2 separate regions of the Homo sapiens genome follow, and region 2 is linked to region 1. Evidence: read pairs that join two places in POLR2A ChIA-PET (ENCODE). Cell type or tissue: OCI-LY7. All regions are shown on one strand. Each heading gives the region's core, and the rest is flanking DNA. Links, peaks and the distances in the headings are about the cores only. Region 1 has its middle 71 kb from the start of MIR4464. Region 2 overlaps BACH2 (BACH transcriptional regulator 2).

Region 1 (9,137 bases), core at 413-8,412:
AGAAAAAATCATATACCTACTATATGATTTCATTTATATGAAATCTAGACAAGGCAAAATTATAGTGACATAAAGCAGATCTGTGGTTGTCAGGGAGGTGGTCTTGGGATGCAATGGAGACTGGCCATAAAAGAGCATGAGGAAAGATTTGGAAATGATGGAAATGTTCTATAACTTGGTTATGGTATACACTTGTCAAAGCTTAACGAGCAGCACACTTTAAATTACACCTCAGTAAAGCTGATTAGAAAAAATATATGTGATTCAGCTGTATATGAGACAATTCAATTTTTATAACTCTAGGTTTGGCTTCCATTGAGGTCGGCCTAACTTATTTCCCCAAATATTTAACACAGTTTGTGATTTAAAATGTTTTTTTATCTGTTATCTTAAAACTGAAGTTACTTCTTCAACTGGAAAAAAATAAGTTTTTTGAATTTGTTGTATAACAAATATTTGATGCAAAAAGAAAAATTGAAATAAATTTATTCATAATCAAGATAACCCCATAACCATTTATTCGATGGTTGTACAGCTCTCTGTGTCAGTTCAGTTCGTCTTTATACTTGTTGATCCACTGTCATACTGGATCAACTGTCTTGTGAAGACTTTATATTTAGAGTATTGGAATTTTTGTGGTCCTGTGTGACATACTGGTTGTCATATGAGTCCCCTAACACCAGAAGAAATTCTCCATGTAGAACAGAGGCTGAAGCTGAACTCCTCCTGAGTATGGCTTAAGGCTCAGTTTAATTATATGGAATCAGTTGATGGTTTGAGGAAAAAAATAGTTATCCAGTTTATTCTGTAATTTTGCTTTGAAAACCAATTAAATAGTATTTTTTCCAATCACCATATTTCCTCAGAGATATGAATAGATATCTACTCACCATCTCCTTCAGTCAAATATATTTATTAGGAGTTTATTTTAAGCCAGGCATTACGCTAGGTACTCTAGGAGATACAGAGCTGCTTAAGCTATCATGATCCTTGTCCTAGTTGGTTAAAATTCTACACTTGGAAATTTGCTCAAGTGCCTATACAACACATACAGTTGTCCTTCGGCATCTGTGGGGGATTCGTTCCAGGACCCCTCTGGATACCAAAATCCAGGGATGCTCAAGTCCATTATATAAAGTGGTATTGTATTTGCATGTAACCCATGCACATTCTCCCATAGGCTTTAAATAATCTCTAGATTACTTATAATACCGAGTACAATATAAATTCTATATACTTATATAGAATATATGTAATACATTATTATATATACAATATTATAATACCTAATGCAATATAAATTCTATATAAATAGTTATATAGTTTTTATTTGTATTATTTTGCCTTATTATATTGTTTTAAAAACATTTTTGATCCACAGTTGGTTGAAACCATGAATGTGAAACCCGTGGATACAGAGAGCTGTACACAAATCTGCTTTGGCTATTTCAGGTGTAGGACTCAGAGACATATTCTGAAGTTGGAATATTTAAAAGTGACTGTGGGATGCTAGAAAGGGCATGACCCTTAAGATAGGACTCTCACCAGCACTTCCTTCATACCTGAAATGGCACCTCTGGAGGAATATTGTGTTAAGCTGTCTCCTCTCCTGCCAGCTGTTAGTCAAAGGCAAGTATCCCTGGAGAGAGTGACATATTAAATTCCAAATTCCTCAATATTATTTAGGACTTTCAGATTTTATGTTTGGTGATAGAGGTAATACTTGTTACTCCTCTATTGAGGGGCAACCTTTATCAACTTACATTTTTTGCTTAATGCTAGCCCCAGAAAGGCTTGCAGACTGTCCAGTGATAGCTAAGGATGGATACATACAGAATGAAGTTGCTACTCAAAGTGGTGTCACTAACCCAGTATTAGATCATCTGGGAGCTTGTGAGAAATGCCAGATTTCAATACCTACCCCCATATCAATGGAATCTGCATTTGAACAAGAGCTCCAAGCATCTAGTCCAACATCAGAATGTTTCTTCCAGTCAGTGCTGAGGCTTTTCTGTTTCCCCTTGCCTACTAGTAGTATGAACATTTGAAGGTCCAATTCCTTCTGCTGGAGTCTTTTGCGATATATTGAAGGTCAGGTATCTGATTCCTTCTGCCAGGAAGAGCCCTTGAACTATTTAACAGATTTCTTCCAAGATCTCTTCTAATGTTTACTTACCTCTTGCAGTTCAATAATCATCTTTCTAAGTAAGAGGAAGAAATTGCAGGTATCTGAAAAGCTTATGCACACAGTCAAAGGGGGCTCAGATTATAAGAGCCTGCTCTGCAACACACTTTATTCAATAAATGTTAAATGAAAATAATAAATGCCCTTCCTCTTGGCTTGGAAATGGCTTTTACATGGCCCTGGTACAAATACATTTTGTAAACCCTTCAAAGTACCTGTTGTTTCCTTCCTACCCAGCTCCTTTATGGATGACTGTATTAACTTACCGAGGTGTGCATGGATTACTTTAATGATTGAGTCTACTTCTTCCAAGCTCTGGCTGATGTCTAAGAATAGACCTTTCTCCTTTGCACAGAGAACACAATTGAGGTGCAAACTGACTAGTGTCCTAAAATAGTACCCACTCCCCCTCCATTCTTTCAGGAGCTCCTTGTCCACAGAGGTAGCCTGTGCCCCCTGCTGTAAGAAACCACTCAGAAGTTGGAGAAAATAGAGAAGGTGTGAGGAGTCAACCCTGGAGAAGTCATCTGACCTCTCTGAGCCTTAGTTTTCCGACCTGTAAAAGGAAAGAATTGGACCAGATAATGTTTGAGCTCTCTTGGAATAGTATGAACATTTTAAACCAGGGAAAAGGAGACTGGGAGTTAGCCTGTGGAACCATGGCATTTTAGAAATGTCAGATTTCAATACCTGCCCCCAGATCAATGGAATCTACATTTGAACAAGAGCCCCAAGCATCTATGCTAACATCAAAATGTTTCTTCCAGTCCTGAGGCTTTTCTGCTTCTCCTTGCCTACTGGTAGTATGAACATTGGAAGGTTTATGACATTTTATAAAGCCATTTCATATTCATTCCCCTGTGCAATCATCAGAACTCCAAAGTAGTGCTCCTATTGTACAGATGAAGAAACTGAGACCCAGAGAGGGTAAGTGACTTCCTCAGTGGCATCCAACTCAGATGCTAGAACCTGGACTCAGGACTTGAACCCAGACACCCTGACTTCACCTGGGAGTCCTCCCACTACATCTCAGCTGTCACTGAGAGGCCATTTGCTTTGTTTAATAATGTTCTTTAAGGCTGTGCAAAGGTCAACATTCAAAATCTATCTGTTGCTATAAGTAGGCTAAAAGAAACGAACTTAAAAATAGTCTCATGCAGGTATACAGCAGCAGAAAATAATACAACAAATGTGATTTCTATTTGGATTATACACCCTGGGGGGCAAAGTGCTATTCTAAACATTGCCTCTTGAGGGTCAAATGTCCCTGCATAAGGTAGACAGAGGCAAGTACTGTTAACACCATTTCAAAGAGAGGAAAACGGGGGCAGAACAATTAAATGGGCTTCCTAAGATTTCTCAGTCAGACACGAACTATAATTCCAGATGCCCAACATTTCTGTGGTCTTTTCCGCTAACTCACTGCTGATTGTGTGCGCAGCCACTATGCTCCACGTTCTCCTGCCCAGGAGGTGCTGTCCCTATCTGGTGGCCCCAGAAACTAGGGGTAGGGGTGAGGGTGGGGAGTTTGTAAGGAAACAACTGAAGTGCAGAATGGAATGAACCTATGGATGCCTTTAGGTTTTGATAACAAAGGAAAGAATCCTTACATTCTATTCAGGACGTTATTGGATTTAAATATTTTACCAGCTTCAGCTAAACATTTTCAGATTTTGACTCTGCTAAAGAACAGGTACTTATTTATCTGGAGTTCGATTACAAATATAGCTTTGTTCTGCATGGATAAAATGCAAAGAAGTCAAGAACGGTTAGCTAGAGTCAGGGCAAGTGAGAAAAACAGCTACTTCCTTTTTTTTTTTTTTTTTTTTTTTTTTTTTTTTTAGTAGTAGTAGTAGTAACACCCAAGTTGCAAAGAGGCTAAGAGAGTAATTCAGTGTTGTGGTTAAGCGTGTGGGCATCAAACTGCTTTTGCATTTTAGCTCTGACACTTACTGACACTTGCTCACCCTGTGACCCTGAGAAAGTTATTTCTCAGGTCAATTTCCTTATCTATGAAATGTAGATAATAACGGAAACTACCTCCTAGGGTAGTAGTGAGGGTTAAATGACTTAATACCTGCAAAGTGCAATAAGAGGAACTCAACAGATGCCAGCTATTATTGTTATTGTTATTAGTGAGGAGGGAACAGTTAAACATTTTGCTTTTATTTGGCTTAAGCCTAGTACTATATACTTGAATTCTAACCAAGTAAAGAACAAAAATTATCAACTGAGAAAGCGTGTGATGGTCCAAATCAAGAGGTGAGTTACACATGGGCTGGGAAATAGCCCATTTAAGGTGACCAAACACAGATAATAATGCAAGGAAATGGATAATGCAGATAACCTAATGCAGAATTAGTAACCTAATCCATTGTAATATCTACTGTCTTAAGTGATGATGCGGTAACCAATGATTAAAGGCCTTGAAATCCAGAAAGACAGAAATAAGTTTTAACATACTGGATAAATACACTGTACTTGATCACAACAGGTTGTATAGTTATGAGAAGGACAATTCCCCCCAAACAAACAAATAAATGTCTACTCCAGTTTATACATCAGTTTTTAATGTGTATAGTGTGAGTCAGTTCTCCTGATTCTAATTAATTAATGCTGCATGAACTAATAAGTCTTGGAGCAAGCAACACTGATGCCCCTGCATCAGAATTGAGAATTCCCCGAGCACTATGGCCTGTGGAGTCTGCCTATTGAAGTTGTTTTATCTCCTGGTATATCTCTCATTAGATATCAGAGTTTAAAAGATCAGGATTCCTATTTCAGTCCTACCAATGTCATTATACCTAATACTTTCTCTGCTTATCAGGAAAGACAAGAATGCTCTAGAAGCCCTTGTAGGAAAGCTGAGGGTACAAAAGACTATACTAAAGATAAATATTACAGCTTAGTGGAAAGTCTCCTCGGACACAGTGAGTAGCAGAGTCTGGAAATGACTGGAAAGTGGTCAAAACAAGCAGACTTCCAGAAGATCTAGATGATCCTTACATGCAAATTTTAGTCGTATACAATTGCCAATACAATTGGAGATTAAGATGCTTTTGTTACTAGCAAAGCTAATTCCTGGGCCACAAAGGAAACTACTTTATTACCTTTAACATCATTCTGTTTTTAATCTAAAAATAATCGTAATCTAAAAATAATTTTAATCTAAAAATAATTTTAGAAAATAATCTAAAAATTATTTTCCAGAGCTCACTCTGTTCTCTATGCATGCCTCTGATTCTCGGCAGTTCCAAAAAGTCGTATCCACTCTCAAGAGGTTTAAAACTTGCCACCACTAAAGAGCAAAGGAATGTGGTACAGGTCTCAGGACAGTTTCAAAGGAAGTGACCCAGAGGCTGAGCAGGGGCACAGTCTTTAGAATGGAGGCAGATCCTCTCAGGCGGCTGGTCTGATGGAGCAACAGTAACTCGGCTGGGTAAATTCCAGCACATTTGGGATGGAGTACAGCATGGTGCTGAGTGCATGGACTCTTGGAGTCTGTCTCCCGGGTTCTAATCCTGGCTCTGCCATTTACTGGCTGTATGACCTTGGGCAAGGTACTTAACCTCCTTGTATCTTAATGTCTTCATCCAAAAATGGATTTAAACCTCATAAGGTTGTTATGAGGATTAAAGCAATTCATGCATTTAGGGTATCTGGCACATAGAAAGCATTGTTTTAGGGCTGATTACTATCACGTACCTTTTGCCCCCTCTTGTGAGATCCCATTGCTGCTTCTGCCCTCCTGGGATGTAGCGGGGGCAGTGCCTCCTCCTCAGTGAGTGCCACCCTGGTGCCCCTGCAAAGTTTTACTTTCTTTTTTCTCTCTCCTTGCCTTCTCTTTCTCCCTCTCACCTTCTCTTTTCTGTATATCACTCTTCGTCTCATCTCTCTCTCAAATATAGGTGAAAATTAATGATGAACCTGACACTATCTTTTTACTTTTGTGGGTTCAATGATTGATATATGTGCTTATATGTCTATTTGGTTTTATAATTTAGGAGAATTATAAAGAATCAGGGAACATATGTTCTATTTGTTTTAGTGTTATAGTGGTAGAAAGCATTGTACTTTATGCTGTGTCAATATTCGCATCTCAGAAGTATTAGTATTTGCAATTTGTAAAAGATGATGTTTGAAATAAACTATTTTCAATGAAATTTACCATTTGAAAATATCTACTTGCAAATTTTGAGGAAGAAAACAACTTTTGAAACTGAGCACCATTTAGAAGTTTTATTCATGTTATACCTAGAACAAAAGGAATTTTTCAAATAAAATGTTAATGACAAAAGCCACATTTCTACGTATTCATTATAGAGGTTATCATAAGGACTGGGATAGGTATAATTTCTAAGAGCTAAAATTAAAATTGGTCTGTTCTCTGTTAGCCAGATGTTGGTGTTGGAACAATGTAATGCATTGCTTAACAGTAGGAGGCACCCACCAGGCTAATTTATGGGATGAGGAATGTTAAGGCCAATCAAGTGATCTAATTGTTTCAACAGTGCTAAAGGATTTATAATAATCTTCAAGATCAAGGCTGTGCTAATCTGAACTTCCCCTTTCCCACCTCCACCCCCTGCTTTCTTCTCCCCCTCCAAGCAGTTATATGGTATTGTGCTTGCCAAGTTTAAGTTGCATAGGAAGCAGTTGAAGTGGGGGCTTGGGTTCCAGTCCCAAGGTAAGATTACATATGAAAATCAGTGGGGGTGGTCTTTCTGTAATTACCCTTTGTGCATTTTGTAAAACTACTGCTGGGCTGGGAATGACTGACAGCCTTGACTCAAGGGAGGTTTGGCCAGGAAAGTGTGTGTTTGTAACGCTGGGGTAGAATTGTGCAGAGAGAGAGCCCCAGGGGATCAAGGAATCAGGGCACTGAGGTAGCCAGTCCTCCCTCAACTGACACACCTTCATTAGCTCCTCAGACTGGCTTACTGACATGAATGTGGATGACATATTAAAAATCCACTTTAACCAATGTGCTGTGAAATGAACTTAGACAACAAGAACATATATGGCTTCCCAGATTTGTTTATTCCAAGCCCTGAAATGCACAGAGGGCAGTGTGATGGATGAGGGATGTCAAGCTCTAGATGACGATCACTTACACAGAGAAGGCATCTGTGTCCCCATAACATTGCACTGTTTGGTTAGATAAAAAGTGAAGTACAGGTATGTGCAATTTGGTTTTTTTCCCCAGTGCATCCAACTTGCTGATTTTTACAGTTATCATAAAGAAAATATCAGCTTTCTAATGCACAAGAAGATTTTTAGCTTTAGTTAAAAAAAAAAAAAGAACAGAAAGGGAAGACAGAGTTTTATCTCAGCCTTTATGGTGGGGCTAATGTTTGCCAAACCATTAACAAGTTAATGTGCAAAATCCTGAGGTGTGAGGGTGAGTGTTATTGTCCTGGCTTTATAGACTGCAGTGGAGAGTACTTAAAAGTTGTATGCCAGGCAAGCAAATCAGCTGGGGACTGGATTTCATGAGGCGAGGGACCCTTTATCTATAACACTGTGATTAAGAAGGGAAAAGACACAGGATAAGAAGACCACGAGGAGAGAAGTTGTGAGGAAGAAGCAGGACTGGTGAGAGCCACGCCACGTGGAATATAAGAGTCATAGGTTCCCTTTAGCATTGGAGTCGACTGGACACAGGACAGGGAGGAGATCTTGGGATGCTGCCATAGGCTTCTGTTTGCCAGCCTCGAGGCTTCGCTGGCACCACTAGGAAAACACAGTACTTTTGTTCTGGTGTGAGTTGCCTGGATGTCGGCATTCGTTTTTGGGGGGCAGTAGGGGTGGGAGTGTTGGGGGAGGGGAGGGTGAGGGAGAGGGGAGCTTCCTTTCTCTATATCCTAATCCATATTTTCTAATTGATCTTGCTTCTCCGTGAGTATTGGTTTCCTCACCTGGAAAATAATTTAACTTTGGGGAAGATTAAATGAGGCACTGCCCACTATAGAACAGGCATTCATTCCACATCCATTTCCCTTTCTCTCTTTTCAAAAACCTTCAGGGATTTTTAAATGACATACTGCCTGAGTCATCAGCAAAGGATGTCAAGGCACACAATTCCTCTGCTGGGGTTTGGTTCTCAGGGGAGCCCTTCTGCTGGGGACCTCAGCTGCCGCAGAAGAAAGGGGTAGACGCAGCAATCGCTCCAGCTCTTCACTCCCAACTCCCCAGGTCAGCGAGTGGGCCACCTCACTCAGCCCCACAAAAGGCTTGGTGGAGACCAGCTAATTAGGGCTCACACGAAGTCCGGCAAAACAAAGCCCAGATAAGGGCATGAGGAAACCATAACTTTGTCCTGTTTTTTCACACAAGACTGCCCATTTTCCAGAAGACAACTAAACCTGTTTCTGGAGACCATAAATATCAACACTTGCAATCACCAGAAGGTTCTGGACCAGGCTATTTTCAGACCTGGGTTTAGGCACCTGCCTTGAGCTGTGTTCTCCTCCCTCTCTCCCCTCCTCCTTCCCAGGGAGTGGCAGTAAGGTAGAGATGATTGACAGGTAGCTCTAACAAACTGCAAATTTGAAGGGGAGGTCCACACCAAAGTCACTGTTCCCACCCCCAACTGCCGAGAGGGGAGCAGTGATATTCTTAATAAACCTGCCCCATAGACAGACTTCTGTCACAAGAGAGAAATAGGAAGAATTTGCTTCTCTTTCCTTTCTCTGGTTAAAGGGCTGCTTGACTCTTAAGATCCTCATCTTGGCAATTTTCTACATAGAGTTTCCATTAAATGACAAGCTTGGACAACGGCTTCAAATAATATGACTTGAGGAACTTAGTTTAAGAAAGCATAATAACTGCCTGGAATGAAAAGTATTTAGGTGAAGAGAGATGTGAAATAATGATAGCTTTAGTTTACCACATCAGATTTGGTGACAGCTTGTGTGTTCTCATGTGTTGATATTTGATATCAGCATGAAAG
Region 2 (9,137 bases), core at 487-8,486, 140 kb before region 1:
AGATGATACTTCTCAATGGCAGACACTAGCCTGTAGGGTGGTGGTATTCACCACAGCTAAAATCAACCGCTCACTTAAATAGCACCTGGACTGGGACCAAATCCTCCAAATGGCTCCCCCTCCCACCTACTCAACAGGGGGCAGGCTGGGACAGAGAGTCACGTGTGTTCACATTAGCCTGATAGAGGATCAGAATGGAGTCAGACTGCAAGGGTAGGAATTTCCTCTCTTCCAGTGCTCTCATTTCCTCATCTACAAAATGGGAACTGCTGTAAGGATTAAAAAATACATAGAAATAAAACATTTAGCACAATGGCCACAAGCCCACATTTTCACCCTGTCTGTTGTCAAAAGCAAGGTAGGAGACAACTAATGCTAGGGTAGGTGGAAAAGAGGGACAGGGTGTGGCTAGGGAGAGGGACACCTGCCAGTCACATGGTGGGCATCTCTGCTCACAATCTGAAATGTATGCCACAGGAAGTTGCCAAACTGCTTATTTTTTTAACTGCCCGTTACTAAAGGTTGATGAGATAACACATAAGATAAATGAAAAAAAAATTAAAAAACAACTAGAGAAATAAGGTGGGGAATATTATATGAAAGACATTATACAAGGCTTTTGTTTTGTTTTGTCTTGGAGTATTGTTTTTTTATTTCTAAGCTACAATCTATCCTGATTTTCTTTTTTTTTTTTTATTAGTAGACTATTTTTTAGAGCAGTTTTAGGTTTATAGAAAAACTAAGCCAAAAGTTCCCTCTTCCCCGTTTCCCCTGTTATTAACCATCTTGCACAAGTATGGTACATCTGTTATAATTAATGAGCCAATGATGATATAGGATTAACTAGTCATAACAGTCAATATAGTTTACATAAGAGTTCACTCTTTATGTTACACAGTTGTATGGGTTTTGACACACCTATCTATCCACCATTACAATATCATACAGAATAGTGTCACAGCCCTTAAAATCCACTGTGCTCCACCTGTTCATCCTGTCCCCTCTTCCCTGAACTAGCAACCACTGATCTTTTTACTGTCTCTATGGTTTTGACTTTTGCCTTTTCTATAGTTTAAATCGTACAGTATGTAGCCTTTCCAGACTGGCTTCTTTCACTTAGCAATATGCATTTAAGGTTCCTTTGTGTCTTTCTGTGGCTTCATTGCTCATTTCTTTTTAGTGCTGAATAATATTCCATTATCTGGATGTACCACAGTTTATCAATTCATCTAATGAAGGATCCCTTAGTTGCTTCCAGTTTTTGACAGTTATAAATAAAGCTGCTATCAAGATTCGCATGCAGGTTGTTCTGCAGACATAAATTTTCAACTCATTTGGGTAAACATCTAGATGCGTAGTTGCTGAATTGTACGTTAAGCCTATCTTGAGCTTTATAAGAAGCTGCCAAACTTTCAAAGCAGTTGTACCAATCTATCATTTTCAATATCTAAAAATCCATCTACCAAAGTGTAACTTAATATCTACACAATGTGACCAGTGCATTATTTATGATCTACCTAAGTGAAGGACAGTTAACTTTCAGGTTCTAACTAAACTTGAAAGATAATGTGATCAAAAAATTCAGGAGTTGTTGACTTTGGGCTGTTGACTTTGGGCAAATTATCTGATTTCTTTTTTTTTTTGAGGCGGAGTTTAGCTCTTGTTGCCCAGACTGGAGTGCAATGGCGTGATCTTGGCTCACTGCAACCTCCGCCTCCCGAGTTCAAGCGATTCTCCTGTCTCAGCCTCCCGAGTCGCTTGGATTACAGGGATACACCACCATGCCCGGCTAATTTTTTTTTTTTTTTTTTTTTTTTTTTAGTAGAGACAAGGTTTCTCCATGTTGGTCAGGCTGGTCTTGAACTCCCAACTTCAGGTGCTCCGCCCGCCTCAGCCTCCCAAAATGCTGGGATTACAGGCGTGAGCCAATGTGCCCGGCCCAAATTATCTGATTTCCACAGCCTCAAAAAAATGTATTAATAACTAGTCGCAAGGATCGTCTTTAAAAATCCTTTACAGTCATTAAAGGTTATGCAATTCTTAAGAAGGTGACTATGATCTTTGTGATGCCAATAACTCCATTTTACTTTTAAGCAAATTTGTTTTAGTATCATTTTCAATGAAACCTCAACAAACTGTAGTTCAGACTTTGGAGAAAATGCTTAATAATCATGACAGTGAAGACCACTTGGGACTGTTAGGCTGGTTTTTGTTGCTGTTGCTGTTTTTGTTATTGTTTTGCCTTTAGATCACAAAAGTTTTGTCCTGGTGGCAGAAGGAAACATCAGTTTTCCATTGGAACATTCTCTGACTAGCATTATGGTCTTTACATAACGTTCATTCCTTATTTCCACACCCTCCCTAATATTACAGAGTAATTACTGAATCTCTTTTTCCTATGAATTTTAAAGTTTGACACCACTGGCCAAAAATTCTATGAATTTGGCAAAAATGATGATGGATCCAAAAAAGCTAGCATCCTTTTCTCAGCATTTAAATAGTTTTTTTCCTCATGAACAGGTCTACTACCTGAACAGTTCCCCATCTCACCCCACCATCCCTGTGGGAAGAAAACCATTAGAAGGCATCTACCTTTATGTAGTAAAATTTCATTGATTGGAATAGCTCAATTGAGGAGCAATAAACCTCAGTCATAGGACATTCATTTTTTATTTTTTATTTTTGGGAGACAGAGTCTCGCTCTGTTGCCCAGGCTGGAGTGCAGTGGCATGATCTCAGCTCACTGCAACCTCCATCTCCTGGGTTCAAATGATTCTCATGCCTCAGCCTCCTGAGTAGCTGGGATAACAGGCATGTGCCACCACACCCGGCTAATTTTTGCAATTTTAGTAGGGACAGGGTTTCACCATGTTGGCCAGGCTGATCTTGAACTCCTGACCTCAAGCAATCCGCCTGCCTGGGCCTCCCAAAGTGCTGGGATTACAGGCATGAGCCACTGCACCCGGTTATTTATAGGACATTTAAAAAGAAATACTGTCTTCCCAATTTCATGTAATACAGTAATAGCTAACATTTACTAAATACTTACTATGTACCAGATGGTATTCAAGGGCTTCGCATACATGTTTTCAATTAGCCATCAAAATAACCCCTTGAGGTAATTACTATTACTGCTTCCATTTTACAGATTCAAACACTGAAGCTCAGTGAAGTCAAGCAGAAACTCTGCTGTGATCTCTCCAGAATCTGGTCTAGAATCCTTGGATAATGGCTGGGCCCAACATTCTCATGGACAGACACTGCTGCCTACTTGGATGGATTAGTATCAGCTGCTTCTGGGGTCTCCATTTGGGTATATTGCTCACCTGACAGCAACCACCCCCTCCCCCCTTCACACGCGCACACATGCGCACACACGCACACAAATACTCGTGTACATGTGCTCTGTGCTGTGCCTCACACTTGCTGCCTGTGCTATGGGGACCACTGGCTGGTATCATATCTGACACATCCCATGTTTACCTACTGCACTTGACTCCTCCCTAAAAGCTGCTTCTATTGCCCCCTCTGAGCCATCATCACCCTCATGGGCCTTTCTAGCTCCAAGTGATCTTCCTTAAGCTGCTGAAATTAACCAAACAAGAACCGTGAAGGATTAACAATACCTAATATAAATTATGCTTTAAAAATAGGCTTTAGCCAGGTGTGGTGGCTCACGCCTGTAATCCCAGCACTTTGGGAGGCCAAGGTGGGCAGATCACCTGAGGTCAGGAGTTCGAGACCAGCTTGGCCAACATGGTGAAACCCTGTCTCTACTAAAAACACACAAAAAATTAGCCGGGTGTGGTGGCAGGTGCCTGTAATCCCAGCTACTTGGGAGGCTGAAGTGGGAGAATATCGCTTGAACCTGGGAGGCAGAGGTTACAGTCAGCTGAGATCATGCCACTGCAATCCTGCCTGGGTGACAGAGTGAGATTCTGTCTTAAAAAAAAAAAAAGGCTTTAGTACTTTTTAAGTAAACTGATGAAAATTATTTAAGCATTGCAAACTCTTCCTTAAAATACAATTCATTTTTAAAAGTAAGTGGACATTTCAACCAGGCTCAGTGGCTCACACTTGTAATCACAGTACTTTTGGAGGCCAAGGCAGGAGGATCACTTGAGGCCAGGAGTTCAAGACCAGTCAGGGCAACATAGAGAGACTCTGTTTCTAACAAGAAAATTTAAAAAAATTATCCAGGTGTTGTGGTGCGTGCCTGTAGTCCCAGCTACTCCAGAGGCTGAGGTAGCCAGTGAACTGTGACGGTGGCACTGCACTCCGGCCTGGTTGACAGAACGAGATCCCATCTCTGAAGAATTTTTTAAATTTAAAAACAAAAGAGTAAGCAGACATTTCTAAACTGGCTAAAAGCAATTTCTTAAGTAGGTAAACATAGCCTTTATATGTTCATTTACATCATTCAGTAGTTTAGTTAGCTCTGTTCCTGCTAAGATGAACTTCAAGAACTAGCTATGAGGTGATCAGAAATAATCTGAATTTGAAACAAGAGAAGTCTGAATTTGAAACAAGAGAAGTCTGAATTTAAAGATTTTTCATATTTGGATTAAAATATTTGTAACAGGGTGGAAACAGAAAAAATTGGACAAAAATCTATGAAAACTTGCTCTCCAGGAATTTTCTCCAAAGGTCTCCTGGCCCAGACCCTCATTCCATGACAGGAGGCTGGCAGTGCCAGAGGAATGCAGCACAAAGGGGTGGAAAGGATGTCAGCAAGAGAAGCTATCAAGGGAGGAGGAGTGGGACGTGGCAGAAGTTAAGTTGGACTGATAACGTGGCAAGCTGGGTCTGAGTGACTACTGCTGGAACACAATGAACAGTGGGTCCTTCACTCAACCCAGATTGGTGAGAGCCAGGAGCCACTAAGTCAAAATTAACCTAAATGCACATAAACTCTAGGATTCCAATTTTATTCTGTTTTTCTGTGCCTCTACTACACTCCCTTGACCTTTAAATAATCTTCACAAAACAGTTATAAAGCAGAGTTGATTACTGTACTTTTATAAGTATAATGTGTAAAATGGAGACATCAACTTCTGAAAGTTATAAAACATCAATTTTAAATACAATTTTTCCACTTTTATTCTTACTGTTGTCTACTGAAAACAATATTCTCCAACTAATCAGAAAACCTCAGGCTCATCCTTCAATTTCTGCTCAAAACTCTTTAAGATAGGTTTCAACAGATTTCCATACAAAAGAAAAATGCGTTACATTCCTCCCTATTGATGTCTAATGTAGTACAGTGTATTAAGATACATACATTCACCCGAAACAAAATAACATGTTCTCTTAGTACAAACTGGCAAAAAAAAATCATTTACCTTGTTTATTGTTTGTAGAATTACCCCCAATTCAAGAAAAATGAGTACATATAAAAATTAGGATTTATAAAATATGAATTAGATAATATAAATGAATTTATTTTAAGGTGATTTGAAGCAAAAGGTCACCAAGTATATTACAATACAATCTGATTTACAAAATCATATTTCAAAACAAATTTTCTAGGAACACAGATACTCCATAAAGCAGGGTACCTTGGCTAAAACACCAATGTCTCACTTACATAGAATTTGATAAGGAAAATGAAACTTTACACTAAAATTGTTAGGTAGAGCATGTGGAAGTATTCAAAAGAAACCTGACGTTAAAGTCCTATGAAAATTTTCTTAAAATATGCATGAAAAACATACTTGTAAATTTACGATACTTGTTACGAATCAAGTTTTTGATATTACAAATGTGAAAAAAAAACCTTCAAATGTCAGGTTACCGTTTTTACTGTTTAATGAAAAAGACAAAGCTAAAGACCACATATAAATTATTGACCTGCATACTAACTACCACTATAACGAGAACATGACTGCAGTTTACAAGGATGAAGCTCTTTATATTCTCATTTGGAGAGGACTGTTGTAGTACATTTGACATGTAATATATTTAAACAAGTATCAATTTCTTTCTTCTTCTTCTTTTTTTTTTTTTTGTAGAGATGGTGTCTTACCCAGGCTGGAGTGCAGTGGTCATCATAGCTCATTGCAATCTCTAACTCCTGGGCTCAAGTGATCCTCCTGTTTCAACCTCCTTAGTAGCTGGGACTACAGGCATGCACCACCATGTACAGTTATTTTTTTTTTTGAGATGGGGTCTTGCTATGTTGCCCAGGCTGGTCTTGAACTCCTGGCCTCAAGCAATCCTCCCACCTCAATCTCCCAAAGTGCTGGAATTGCAGGTGTGAGCCACTGTACCAAGTCACAAGTATCATTTTCCTAAGGGCTACCAAACAGCAATATTAGTACCATTACTGCCTTATTTAAGGTAATTAAAATCAACTTTTTCTAAACTTAGAGGAATTCTTCACTCCCCTAAAGTATAGCCTCTACCTACTTTTTTAGTCTAATTTCTTCTTATTCACCATCATCCACCCTATGCTTCAGTTAAAAAGGGTTAATAGCTATCCCTGGAATGTCTTCCCATCTCCATGCCTTTACCCAAGTGGTTCCCATGCCTAGAATTTCCTCCCTCATAGCTTCAGCTGTCAAAGTTGAACCCATTCTTCAAGTAGCACTTCGGTCTCTGCTTTATCCAGGATGCTCTCTGATGTCCCTAATCAGACAGCATTTCTTAATCTTCATCCCTACAGCATTCTGTATCTTTCTTGGAGATTAATTTTACTCTCTTATATGTTATACTCATCACATTCAAGTGTCTTCTAGCTTAGAGTATATCATAGGTGCTCAACAAATGTTTGTTACATGAATGAATACATATGCTCCTTGAGAGAAAGGCACTAATTTTATTCCTCATTGTGTCTCTTTGCTATCTCCCCAAGGTGAGACCTCTGCAAAGCCAGGCAACAACCCGTCCACATGTACTCAGCACCTAGAACAGCACATCATAGTGCACTGTCAACAATCTACAGATGTTTGTGAAATCAACCAATTAACTAATCTGCTGTCGTTTTTTCAGTACTTAACACTCCTGACAGAATTGCACATTCTTAGAATTGGATATTTATATTTTTCATTTAATAAAAAATATTTTTAAATTATTATTCAATAACTCTTCCTTGAGTGTGTCCTGCTTGCTAGGAAGTGGATATTACATACAGCAGACAAAATAGCCGTGATCCCTAATGGGCTCATAGACTAATGGGAGAGAAAACTATTAAAGAAACAAATGTATGGCCAAATATGAAATTAAAATTCTAATAAGGGCTGGGAAAGAAAGGAGAAAGCAAAGTATGGACAACTGGGTGGTGCTCATTAAGGGTGGAGATCAGGGAAGGCTTCTCAGAGGATGTGATGTTAAAATGCAAGTGAAGGATGAACGAGAGTTAGAAAAATGAAAAGTGGGAGGTGGGGTGGGCATTTCAGGGAGAAAAGCAGCCTCAGGAAGAGCCTGGTGCACCTGGTCACAGTGGTGGTATGGGGTCAATGAAGGGAAAATGGCTGCATGAGGCCAGAGAGCCTGGCTGGGGCCAGGTCAGCAGACTCCCACCAACTCCGGGGAGGAGGCTGGATTCTTAGTGCAACAGGAAGCCATGGCAGGGCAGATGAAGAATAAATGAACTGGCTGCTTCACTACTACCCTGTCCCAAGGGCCCAGACCATGAAACGGTCTTTTATTTGGTTTCAAATCCAAATAAAAACCTATGTAGGTATAGAATCAAAAGAAGGAGTTAAAAATTTGGGAAGGTTTTATACATTTTCCTGTTAACAGAAAATTTAAATATAAAAATATTTTATTATCTCAGAGAGGCAACAGAGATTTATGCTCTTTGATTCAGAGATAAACTTTGTCTTGTAGAATGGGAAAAAATGACTAGGTAAGATGATTTTCCTTTATCACTTTTCAGAAGACAAGTCATAATGGAAATGACTCAAGATACCACAATTTGGAAGATGAGTGACTGTCTTTGCCATGGGAGCAGAGTGAGGGTTTGCTAAACATCAGCTGAAAGGAGAGATGTGCTCTTGCTCTTAGTTACAGACAGGCACTGTATGTGATGTGGCCCCATAAAAATCCTGGCAGATGATGTAGCTTCCTGTCATCTTCCTCCCATAACTGCAAAGTCCAGGAGACAGAGTCCCCTTTCCTTGGTAGAAGGAAGTAAACTTTGGCATAAGACACATTTTGTGCCAACTACCTAACAGCAATGTTTAAATAAAAATAAAATGCTATTGGAGCATTTCAATACATATCATAAAAACAGGCCAGGCGCAGTGGCTCATGCCTGTAATGCCAGCACTTTGGGAGGCCAAAGTGGGCAAATCACTCGAGTCCAGGAGTTCGAGACCAGCCTGAGCAACATGGTGAGACTCCCATCTCTACTACAAACACAAAAATTAGCAGGGTGTGGTGGTGCGTGCCTATAGTCTCAACTACTCGAGAGGCTGACGTGGGGGAATCACCTGAGCCCAGGGAGCTGCTGAGGCTGCCACGAACCATGATTGCGCTACTGCACTCTAGCCTGGTTGACAGAGTGAGACCCTGAAAAACAAAATGAAACAAAACCTAAGATTGAACAACAAAAAGCAACACTAAGCATTTTATCCAGAAGCAAGAAAACCCTACCAAGAATTTGTATTTGTTCATCAGAATAGATAACCCAAATGAATACTCCACAGAACAAGACTGCCGTTTATTTAATAGGTGGTAGGTTTTTAAATGGGAGATAGGTTATTTCTTCCTTTCTCCCCACCCACAGAGTTTTGGCCACTTCCAGACCATGTTCAGCTGACATTCTTTTCAAAGACTCAAAAAAAGGTAATGCACTCTCAGTGGAAAGGTAGTGTTCCACCAGTTTTGGTAAATACTGATCTAGGCCTGAACTTTTGATTTCTGAATGAAAGAACAAGATGATTCATATATGCCTTAAGGAAAAAGTAAGTCTGGTGACCAGATCTGAATGAAAGCAAAAAGGCTTGAATTTAAAAAGCGAATCCTGTTTAAATTTTGGGCAAATCATCTAACATATCCTCTTTCCTTTTGCAATCTACACTAAGAATACTATTTTTTTTTCCAGTTTAAGAAAAGTTGACCTACCAAAGCCAGAACTGCTAAATAATTACAAAACAGTTGTTTTAGAAATCACTTCACCCTCCGAAAGGAGT

Evidence for each region. ChIA-PET counts read pairs that join two places held together with the same protein. Peaks named below come from ENCODE experiments on the same cell type or tissue, not always from the same donor. Only the 100,000 strongest peaks of a DNase experiment are listed, where the experiment ranks them.
Region 2: POLR2A ChIA-PET joins it to region 1 with 17 read pairs; 2 of 35 experiments call an interaction of 5 or more read pairs at or near these places.

Annotation. Positions count from the first base shown.
Region 1 is chr6:90,379,332-90,388,468 of GRCh38, forward strand. No RefSeq gene overlaps it. Among named protein-coding and RNA genes, the nearest start is that of MIR4464, 71 kb to the left of the region's middle. RefSeq lists an enhancer at 6,385-6,979. In OCI-LY7, for the core only: CTCF peaks have their summits at 2,621 (motif pointing left), 3,444, 6,597 (motif pointing right), 6,817 and 2 weaker places; DNase peaks (open chromatin) are centred at 3,590, 4,080, 5,670, 6,830 and 1 weaker place; H3K4me3 peaks cover 5,509 bases; H3K27ac peaks cover 7,693 bases.
Region 2 is chr6:90,241,254-90,250,390 of GRCh38, forward strand. All of the region lies in intron 3 of BACH2 (BACH transcriptional regulator 2), which reads right to left. Among named protein-coding and RNA genes, the nearest start is that of BACH2, 51 kb to the right of the region's middle. In OCI-LY7, for the core only: no CTCF peak of the experiment used is centred there; no DNase peak of the experiment used is centred there; H3K27ac peaks cover 348 bases.